Linked DNA regions of Homo sapiens: region 2 is linked to region 1. The links are chromatin contacts, found by Hi-C or POLR2A ChIA-PET in ENCODE. All regions are on one chromosome and are shown on one strand. The core of a region is the stretch at or near the end of the contact, and the rest is flanking DNA. Distances in the headings are between cores, read along the strand shown.

Evidence for each region. Hi-C counts contacts between places; a loop is a spot of excess contacts on that map. ChIA-PET counts read pairs that join two places held with the same protein, here RNA polymerase II (POLR2A). Pooled maps may share reads with other maps.
Region 2: a map of HCT116 shows a loop between it and region 1 (2.2-fold over the local background). The contact joins two enhancer-like sites. A Hi-C loop is called at or near these places in 6 of 168 maps with a recorded cell type or tissue (CD4-positive, alpha-beta memory T cell, HCT116, breast epithelium and 3 more), 1 of 37 single-sample maps with no recorded cell type and 4 of 50 pooled maps. POLR2A ChIA-PET finds 5 or more read pairs at or near these places in 6 of 52 experiments (A549, AG04450, IMR-90 and 3 more).

Annotation. Positions count from the first base shown.
Region 1 is chr16:69,197,356-69,202,947 of GRCh38, reverse strand. The region is part of intron 1 of SNTB2 (syntrophin beta 2); the gene reads right to left. Among named protein-coding and RNA genes, the nearest start is that of SNTB2, 13 kb to the right of the region's middle. Within about 2 kb of position 3,452, at least 4 of the 41 ENCODE cell types and tissues checked have a DNase peak (open chromatin) inside an H3K27ac peak, as active enhancers do.
Region 2 is chr16:69,273,659-69,279,250 of GRCh38, reverse strand. All of the region lies in intron 4 of SNTB2 (syntrophin beta 2), which reads right to left. Among named protein-coding and RNA genes, the nearest start is that of VPS4A, 35 kb to the left of the region's middle. Within about 2 kb of position 2,935, at least 7 of the 41 ENCODE cell types and tissues checked have a DNase peak (open chromatin) inside an H3K27ac peak, as active enhancers do.

The sequences.
Region 1 (5,592 bases), core at 2,203-4,702:
AGGAGTTCAAGATGAGCCTGGGAAACATGGCAAAACCCTGTATCTACAAAAAATACAAAATTTATCAGATGTGGCCAGGCGTGCTGGGTCACGCCTATAATCCCAATACTTTGGGAGGCTGAGGCGGGCAGATCACTTGAGGCCAGGAGGTCGAGACCAGCCTGGCCAACATGGCGAAACCCCATCTCTACTAAAAATACAAAAATTAGCCAGGCGTGGTGGCACATGCCTGTAGTCTCAGCTACCTGGGAGGCTGAAGCACGAGAATTGCTTGAACCCGGGAGGCAGAGGTTGCAGTGAACCAAGATCATGCCACTGCACTCCAGCCTGGGAGACAGAGCGAGACGTCGTCTCAAAAAAATAAAAAATAAAAAAAAAATTACTGAATGTGGTAGTGTGTGTCTGTAATCCCAGCTACTCAGGAGGCTGAGGTGGGAGGATCACCTGAGCCTGGGAGATGGAGGCTGCAGTAAGATATGATCATGCCACTGCATTCCAGCCTGGGTAACAGAGTGAAACCCTATCTCAAAAAAGAAAAAAAAAAATTCTAACAGTTCATAAAGTTCACAGCCTACATTTAGTATGAATAGTAACTACCATACTATTTTCCATTATAAACTAAGAATGTATGTTTGTTCAAAGTAATGCCTACTAACTAGGGACATGTGAGGAGTTACTCCTTGTTTTCTTTATAAGCCTTAAGATGAAAGTTAGGAAGCACATGAACAATGAGAAAGCCTCCAAGTCAGAGAACAGAGGAGACAGGGCCAGAAACTCTAGCCCCTTCATTAAACAGTAAGTGACTGCAAAGAAGTTTGCCTCAGTCACGGTTAAATGTGAAGGGATAACTGAAAGGCTGGGGACAAAAAGGTACAGCTAAACATCACAGACACTCAGGTAATGGCTGAAATTATAGGTGCAGATGAGCTAAACATCAGGTGTAAACAAGGAGAATGAGTCAGGGCCCTATCAGCTTGTGTTGCTTCACTGGTCTGCTCCTAAACTAAGCAGCATTCGTTTCTCCAGACATGCAGACTGATATCCTGAAGCAATTTTCCATCCAGGTATGAAGCACAGAAGAAGAGGACAATTAACAATTTTAGAGGCACTCAAAAAAAATAATAATAATACTATTGAATTCTCATGTTTTAACCAAACTCAAAATTATTACCCTCCAAATACGAAATCTAAAATAACTATTCAAACTCTTTTTTCTGACAATCTGAGAATAATTTCTCAAACATTTTTGGTTTTTTGGTTTGCTCTGGGCTTTTTGTTTTGTTTTCTGAGAAGTATTGTTGACAATAATCTAACAAAATTAACATTCCTTTCAGCTGTACACTGTATCCAAACCTGGCTAACACCCAATGATTTAGCAACGTTACCCACCCTCAATTTTAAACACACATCTCTTTCATAAAGAATTTTAGATTTCTTCAAATGGATAAAATACCTTACTAAGCAGTATTAAAGGATTTTATGTCCCCGCCTCCCTAATCCTTTCCATTTTGCTATGTTTTTTCCTATTCAGCACCACATCAACATCACATAAATAAGTTGGCCTGCTGCTTTAAATACAGATCTACATTTAAGAGAGTTTTACAAGTTATAAGATGGCAACTTTTTGGCTTAGTGCATTCTCTCCCATTTATTGGTGTTAATGAGGAGTCCTTCTAGTTCAGTGACATTAATACTATTTCAATGCTAGCAATATACAAGGTGCTTAAATAAAAGGTAAAGAAGCCATCAAAATCCATTAAATAAGCATCTGTTCACATGTAATATTTATTATTTCAGGTGGTAACTTTTAAGCCAGGATGCTGTTTTCCTATGGCTTTCCTGAATGTTCTGCTTTCAAACCAGGCCCCTGGAGGCCCTGAAAGTGTGATGAGGAGTAATTATTTTAAAAAGCAGAGAAATGACTCGATTTGTCTGAGTTTTCAGTGACATATAAACGAATTGGCTGCAGCAACTCGGTAAAGTGTTTGGTAAAAGTTACAGAGCAGTCTTCTGCCATTACCCCACAAGAAGAAAATAATGAGGATCTCTCAACTTTATCAGTCAGGTGAGGGTAAAGTAAAAGCAAACAAAAATAGAGTCAATATACAAACATTACTTCAAGATGGATCACAGGGCCAGACTCGGTGGCTCACACCTGTAATCCCAGAAATTTGGGAAGCCAAGGCTGGAGGATGACTTGAGCTTAGGAGTTCAAGACCAGCCTGGACATTGTAGCAAGACCCCCATCTCTATTTAAAAACAAAACAAAAATAAAATAAATAAACGAAACAAAACATAGTACAATATAATGAAAACTCATGTACTCAATTTTATCACTGTTAACATTCTCAGTTTCACTAACAAAAAACCCCCATGAACCTCTCCTTGACGCCATTTATCTTCCTCCTGCTCTAGCAGTTATATCCTAAATTTGATGTATCACGAATGTGTTGTTTTTCTTGTATTTCAACCCATGGGCCTGAAAAATAAAGCATATTCCAAAAGCATTCATACCTGTAATCTGATGTGTATTCCACCCTTCTAGTGGAAGGATGGTACAGTCTGGAGGAGTAGAATGCCTGACAGAAAAATAATTTCATACTAGCGTGCTGATGCTAAGAAATAGGTATTACATTTCTGTAAAAGAAATTGATTCCCCATTTTGTCAAAATACGCCTAATATCTAAATTCCTAAACTCACTGTAAGCAAATGTGCTTGACAACAATGGCCAACACAAATAAGTATATTTATGTTAAAAATGTCCCCCTCCTTTGGGAGGCCGAGGCAGGCGGATCACGAGGTCAGGAGATTGAGACCATCCTGGCTAACACGGTGAAACCCCATCTCTACTAAAAATACAAAAAATTAGCTGGGTGTGGTGGCACGCATCTGTAGTCCTAGCTACTCAAGAGGCTGCGGCAGGAGAATCGCTTGAACCCGGGAGATGGAGGTTGCGGTGAGCTGAGATCGTGCCACTGCACTCCAGCCTGGGCGACAGAGGGAGATTCTGTCTCAAAAAAAAAAAGTCTCTGTCTTCCCAGTAATAGCATGGATCTAAAATAAAACATTTTTTAAAAGTCCCCCTTTCTCCTGATTTTTCACACTAAAAAGTGGAAGGAATTATTTGGCATCTAAGTCTTAAACTTTGGCCTTTTTTTTCAATTTTCATTAAGATTGCAAATCTTCATTATGAGAGTCTTGCCCATTCACTAAAGAACAAATGAAGACACCTCAAGGTACACAATAATCAGTGACAAAATTAACTGCAATCTAGATTGCTCAATATTTCTCTCTTTGCTAAGTGATTCATCTGCGCTTAAGAGAAAAAGATCGCCTTTTTTTTTTTTTTTTGAGGCAGTGTTTCACTCTGTTGTCCAGACCTGGAGTGCAGTGGTGCAATCATGGCTCACCAAAGCGTCCACCTCCCAGGCTCAAGTGATCCTCCCACCTCAACCTCCCAACTAGCTGGGACTACAGGCGTGAGCCACTGCGCCAGGCCAACATCGCTTTAATTAATGCTGCCTGTGTAGATTTGAAGGCGATTAGCTGCTAGTTAAAATGAAAGGTGGAAGAGCAAAAGCCGATTTATCTGCAAATCTACAACATAAAATATTTTATCTGGCACTTCACATCTTTAGCACAACAAATGAAGCTCACAATAAGGTATTGTAAATCTTGAGGTTCCATCTGAATCATCAAACTAAGATTCAATTATAGCTAAAATATTTTTAGTGTTAAAAATCATTATTATAGGCCAGGCGTGGTGGCTCACGCCTGTAATCCCAGCACTTTGGCAGGCTAAGGCGGGTGAATCACCTGAAGTCAGGAGTTCAAGACCTACCTAACCAACACGGAGAAACCCATCTCTACTAAAAATACAAAATTAGCTGGACATGGTGGCGTGCGCCTGTAATCCCAGCTACTCGGGAGGCTGAGGCAGGAGAATCACTTGAGCCTGGGAGGCAGAGGTTGCAGTGAGCCGAGATCGTGCCATTGCACTCCAGCCCGAGCAACAAGAGTGAAACTGTCTCAAAAAAAAAAAAAAAAAAACATTATTATATTCTAAATCTCTGACAATCCATGCATTTGCGTACAGTCAGTTCATATTAACTCTTCATTCTCTATTTCATATTTAGAATTGTAAAATATGAGCTGGAAGGGATCTTATTTTTAATAGGTAAGAAACATACTGCTTATAATGCTGAAATTATTTTTTGCCAAGGTCACACAAAGTTAACAGCCATCCGAAATGTTTTGCTGTATTTTTTCCCAAGAAAAATCAGGTAATTTTTGTAACTACATCCAGATGTTTGGAGATGTCTTAACAATCTCAAAGATTTCTTTTCAGACCCAAGCACAGAAGAAGTAGGAGAGGATATGAGAAATAAAGAGAATAATGGGAGGAAACATGTAAGTGGTAGAGGAATAAGAATGGACTACATCTTCCTACCAACCACACACAAACTCCTTAAAGAGAAGCAGAGGCAGAACGTGCAATGAAGACATTTCTCTTGTCAAAAATACACATGTGAAAAATAGGCCAGGCATGAGGACTCACATCTGTAATCCCAGCACTTTGGGAGGCCGAGGCTGGTGGATTGCCTGAGCTCAAGAGTTCAAGACCAGCCTGGGCGACATGGCGAAACCCTGTCTTACCAAAAGTACAAAAAACTAGCTGGGCGTGGTGGTGTAGGACTGTAGTCCCAGCTACTCAGGAGGCTGAGGCAGGAGAATCGCTTGAACCCGCGAGGTGGAGGTTGCAGTGAGCTGAGATTGCCACTGCACTCCAGCCTAGGCGACAGAGCGAGGCTCTGTTCCCCTACCCCCCAAAAAAAAAAAAAAAAAAAATCAACTCTGTTACATTGTAAAGGACAACAGAGATCAATATCAAAACATCTCTGGTGAAGAATGGTTTCCAGAATTCACTTTAGTCTTTCATTGCTGTTTTTAGCAGAATTTGTATTTGCCCAGAGCCAGTTTAATTTTTTCAATTACTTTGTGTTCATTGTAAAAAATATGTATTTTTATCCTAGAATGTAATTAATAATCTTTGAAGAGACAATACAGAATCCATAGTACTCAAAAAAATTATCTACACTACTAGTGGTTTTCTAAAATGTTGCCATCCCTTACTGCAATGAAAACAGAGCTAACAATGTAAATACTTTTACTGGCCAACAATTACAGCAAAATGAGGCAAATCAAAGACATTTAGTGTTCAGTAAAACAGATTTTGTTTCATTTGGGCAAAGATTTACTTGTAAAGATGAATATACTTTGGAGAATGCTACTTTGTTAAAACTGGTGTTTTCCAAAAGTAAAATAACATAGTAATATATCAAAAGTAAAAGCAGTAACAAAAAAGTTTGGCTAGAATAATTACAAAAGAAAAATTAATTTTTACATTACAAAACAGTTTGCAGATAATGAATACAATTATTACAAGATATTTCAGAAGTCAGTTATATTACTAATAAAATATTTAAACTATTTTTAAAAAGGGGTACAGAGCCTTGAAAATGGGCTATTTCATCAAATCTGTTTGCTGAAGTTTGAACATCACTGCTTGTTCCAGTCTTTGCTCTCTAGAC
Region 2 (5,592 bases), core at 1,686-4,185, 77 kb before region 1:
TACATGAGGTATCCAAGGTAATCATACTCATAACAACAGAAGGTAGAATGTGGTTATCAGGGATTGAGGGAGAGATGGAAATGGAGAATTGTTGTTCAATAGATATAAAGTTTGTTTTGCAAGATAAAGTTCTAGAGATCTGCTACACACAATGTGCATATAGTAAACACTAATCTACTGTACACTTAAAAATAATTAGATGGTAAATTTTGTGAGTTTTTTAAAATAAAAATTTATCTGCTAAGGCTCTGTCATCCATGTTATGAGTTTTTTTAGTATATGTGCTGCCGAAGCGAGCACACGTTATGAGTTTATTAACACACACACACACACACACACACACACACACACACACACACACTCTTCCCACCTCTGTCCATCAATAAACAATAACCAACCCAACAGCAAGAAGTGTCCTTAGTGCCCAGATTGAAATCACCCCCTCCCCCAAAAAGATGGTAAGGCTTCTTAGGGAATACATAAGACTGCAATATTGGCTGGGTGTGGTGGCTCATGCCTGTAATCCCAGCACGTTGGGAGGCCAAGGCGGGCAGATCACCTGAGGTCAGGAGTTTGAGACCAGCCTGGCCAACATGGCGAAGCCCCATCTCTACTAAAAATACAAAAATTAGCCGGGCATGGTGGTGCACACCTGTAATTCCAGCTACTCGGGAGGCTGAGGCAGGAGAATCGCTTGAACCCAGGAGGTGGAGGTTGCGGTGAGCAGAGATTGCACCACTGCCCTCCAGCCTGGGTGACAGAGCAAGACTCCGTCTCAAAAAAAAAAAAAAAACCCTACAAAAAAAAGTGAAGTATACATATAGGAAAACCATAAGAAAAGTAATTTTCCTTAAGGTCATGAAACTATTCAGTATTTTGCTTTACAGTTTAATCTATTCACTTTTTATATTTTCTTTTTTTTTAATTTTCATTTTGAGACAGGGTCTCACTCTGTCCCCCAGACTGGAGTATAGTAGCACAGTGTTGGCTCACTGCAACCTCCACCTACCCAGCTCAAACAATCCTCCCATCTCAGCTTCTGAGTAGCTAGGACTATAGGCATGCGCCACCACGCCCAGCTCATTTTTATATTTTGTGTAGAGATGTGGTCTCATTATGTTGCCCAGGCTGATCTTGAACTCCTGAGCTCAAGTGATCCTCCCACCTCAGCCTCCCAAGTAGTTGGGACAATAGGCGCGTGCCGCCGTGCCTGGCTCATTTTTGTATTTTGTGTAGAGATAAGGTCTCATTATGTTGCCTAGGCTGATCTTGAACTCCTGGGCTCAAGCGATCCACATGCCTTGGCCTCCCAAAGTGCAGGGATTACAGGCATGAGCCACCACTCCTGGCCTCACTTTTTATATTTTCCCTATTTTAAAGAAGTATTAAGTAGATCAGTGTAACAGAACAAAATATTACCTCATTTATAAGGATTCACTCACCTCACAATGTTTTCTATACAGGATTTTTAAAAATTTGGTGAGGAATGTACATCAAAGAGAAATAAATAAAATCTCTTTAATGTCTAGCTTAAAAATAGCTGAATTTTGACATCTGCTTCAGCATTCTATTGTAATATGCAGTTACAGCCTCACATAAATATGTAGTTGGAAAAGGGAAGAGTATTTTAATAGCCCATTCACATTACGTGGATAGCCTTCTGTCCACAGAACCAAAACTCAACAAGTGGTTTGGTAAAGATTAATTGCAATGTGGAATATGAAACCTTATCAATAGTTTCTGTATCATGTTTACATTAAAAATCAACTGGTTTCCCTTGAAATTTCAATGGATCTTTTTTATGCATGCATAATTTTGCAACACCATATATCATTCATTTGGAAAAATATTTGTTCACTGAGTTACACAGATTTTCCATGTTAAAAATGGTTCATTATAAAAGATAAAAAAATCTCATTTGGTATTACCACTAATCTCCCCAGAAAAGCAAGTACTGAGAAGCTGTCAAGCTCACAGTAGCAGATATGAGTTTTCCAGCATTCTAATTTTTGCTTGAAAGCTACAATTTTATCATTGGCAACAAATACTATCAGTGTTTTCCTCAAGTTACAGACTCATTTTGGTGATGTGACAAATACCCAAGTCTCACTAAACGTGTTTGTCAATCAGTCATTCTTTCAAATAAAAAATGATGTTTACATGAAAAAGCATGTATGGAGTTCAGCTGAGAATTCAATCACACATGTGCTTTTCCTTGAGACAACAGTCATTCTTCAGTATGCAGCAGAAGTGCTCCATGAGTACTTCCCATTTCATCACACAGAATGTTACAAAGATGAATACTCAAGGGTCAAGATTAAATAAAATTAATATTTTTTACTATTTCAGCAGAGACATTTGGAAGTTAAACTGGCATTTTTTTTTCCCTCTGCAAGTCCACGTGGGGACGGATACAATGACTCCCAAAACAGTTTCGTGCCAACTGCCTTGATTCATGCTAAGGTGCCAGCAATTTTACACATCCTCAGTGTAAATATCAACAATATGAAAAAAAGCAAATTACATTTAATATTACTATGAAAATAGCTTTGAACTCACAAGGCCCCTGAAAAGGGGATCCGCAGAGGTCCATGAAGTATACTTTGAGAACTGCTTTACTGAGCTGATTCCCAAAAAACCAACATGCCAATTAAACATTAGCTACCTCAGAAAGAGTTAAGTAAGTTTCAAAATTACTCCACAGAGGATCCAAGTAAGACAAAGTGTTGGTGAAAGCAATAGATATTCTATCATATTCAGTTTGAATGCTAATCCCAAAACAGACATTAAAAAACGTAAAGTCTAAGAGAATTTTTTCCTACAGATTTGATTATGAAATATTTGGCAAAGGGAATCTAATTCAAACCAGATGCTGGACTCTCGCTGAGCAGCGGTTGGTTGGGAACACTGCTAAAAGGCCCCCCTTTTGTGGAGAGGCCAGATGAGTTCATGCAAAGGCATTTTGGCAGCTTTTGCCCCACAAGTCCCATAAGCACAGCACTACTCAATATTCCACATTCTAAAGTCACCACACTTTTTTTTTTTTTTGAGATCTTTTTTCTCTTCCAAAGAAGGCTTATAGGAAAAGACAACAAAATCCATATCCTGAAAAATCCAGAGCACCTATAAAACCAGTGTCTTTCTACCTGTGTCATGTATCTGGCTTTAATCTCAAGAAATGTGTAAAATAAAAATCCTCTTCATTTATCACTTTCATGCTTTACTTATTCCTCATTGGCCTGAACTATCAGCTATTAAAACCCACACACGTACAGAGCTTTGGTTTTGAAGAATCTGTAAATGTGCAATCCAATATAAATGGCAGCTCATGGTTAATTTACATTACTCTAAGCATGTTATTTGATTTTGAACTACAATCAACTCTTAATTTTTCAGGAGTTATCTACTTTTTTTAACATAATAAAGGTCCTTAATTTCTTTTCCTTACCTATGTGTTTATGCAATCCTTTTTTATTCTGTCTCATCCACTCATAAGAACATGGTCCAAAGTATTAACAATAGAATTAGGGAAATTAAACATTCAGCCCCTTCTCATTACTCACTTAAATCTCAAACACTCCCTTTCCCCTACATTAAAAACACTTTCTGGCCTTGCCTCCCTCTGCAGGATACCTTCTGGTCTGGTTTCATCTTCTTGTCTCTCTCAGGGTTACCCTTTACCCGCCTCTGGTTGGTAGAGGATCATTAAGCCCCACTTAATTCTATTGTGCTGTGACTTCAACCAATTCTACCTTGCCAACATGGCCACATGGAAAAACTAAACCTTTCATCTGTCTTTTTTTATTCTAATCCACCAGTACTTCCTGAACAAGGAGTAAAGAATCCCTGTTGTTACATTAATTAAACTTATTAAGAAACAACATGAATTGGTATGGTGGCTCATACTTATAATCCCAGAAATTTGGGAGACTGAGAGGCATGAGAATTGTTTGAGCCCAGGAGTTTGAGACCAGACTGGGCAACACAGCAAGACCTCACCTCCATAAAAAATTAACCTGGCATAGTGGCTTATGCCTATAGTCCTAGCTACTCGAGAAGCTGAGGTGGGAGGATGGCTTGAGCCCAGGAGTTTGAGGTTACAGTGAGCTATGATCCTGCCACTGCACACTCTAGACTGGACAACAGAGTGAGAGTTCGTCAGAAAAAAAAAGAGAGAAGGAAGGAAGGAGAGAGAGAGGAAGGGAGGGGAGAAAAGAAAGGAAAAGGAAAGGGAAGGGAAGGGAGGGAAGGGGAAGAAAAAGGAAAGGGAAGGAGGAAGGAAGGCAGACAATCAGTCTAGGAAGCTCTATAAGACCCACCCATTTAATTAATGGTGAGTTTAATTTGCATGTATGAGCATGTTTGAATTCCTCACCTTTAATACGAAACTTTGACTATCTGTAAAAATTGGTGGCAGATCAAAAAACTGCTCCTTTTCCTTTCTTTTAATTTTTTTGAGACCAGAGGTCTCACTATGTTGCCCAGGCTGGTCTTGAACTACTGGGCTTAAGTGACTCTTCCAGCCTCCCAAGAAGCTGGGATTACAGGCACGTGCCATGGCACCCAGCTAAGAGCTCCTCTTTTTTTTTTTTTTTTTTGAGATGGAGTCTCGCTCTGTCTCCCAGGCAGGAGTGCAGTGACGCGATCTTGGCTCACTGCGAGCTCTGCCTCCTGGGTTCATGCCATTCTCCTGCCTCAGCCTCCCTAGTAGCTGGGACCACAGGCGCCCGCCACCACACCCGGCTAATTTTTTGTAGTTTTAGTAGAGACGGGGTTTCACTGTGTTAGCCAGGATGGTCTCAATCTCCTGACCTCGTGATCCACCCGCCGTGGCCTCCCAAAGTGCTGGGATTACAGGCGTGAGCCACCACGCTGGGCCAGAGCTCCTCTTTTAACAATGACCAAATTAAACTAATTATTATACTTTTTTTTTTTTTTTGAGATAGAGTCTTGCTCTGTTGCCCAGGCTAGAGTGCAGTGGTGCAGTATCAGCTCACTGCAACCTCCGCCTCTGGGGTTCAATCGATTCTTCTGCCTTAGCTTCCCAAGTAGCTGGGATTACGGGCATATGCCACCACGCTGGGCTAATTTTTGTATTTTTAGTAGAGACGAGGTTTCTCCATGTTGGTCAGGCTGGTCTTGAACTCCTGACCTCGTGATCCGCCAGCCTCGGCCTCCCAAAGTGCTGGGATTATAGGCGTGAACCACTGCACCTGGCCTAATTATTATGCTTTTTACAAAGAATTCTTCTTGGGCATAATTTTCATTTAATAATAAATATTATAATTAAAGCAGCTAACACTTGAGCAGTTACAATGTGTCAGGCACCATTCTAGGCAGTTTATTAGTATTAACTCATTTAATACTAACACCCACCCTATCTCATTAGGGTGCACTTAACAAATGAAAAATATGTGGCACAGAAAGTTTCAGTAGCATGCTATCGCTTACTTAGTATAACATTCAGTTTATTAGGAATCAGTCTTAGTCTCTCTTTTCAATCTTGTTGGGTTTAATTATTTTATTTAAATAACTGAATTATTAAAATATAAAACACACCATACAATTTATCCCTTGAAGTACAGTGGTCTT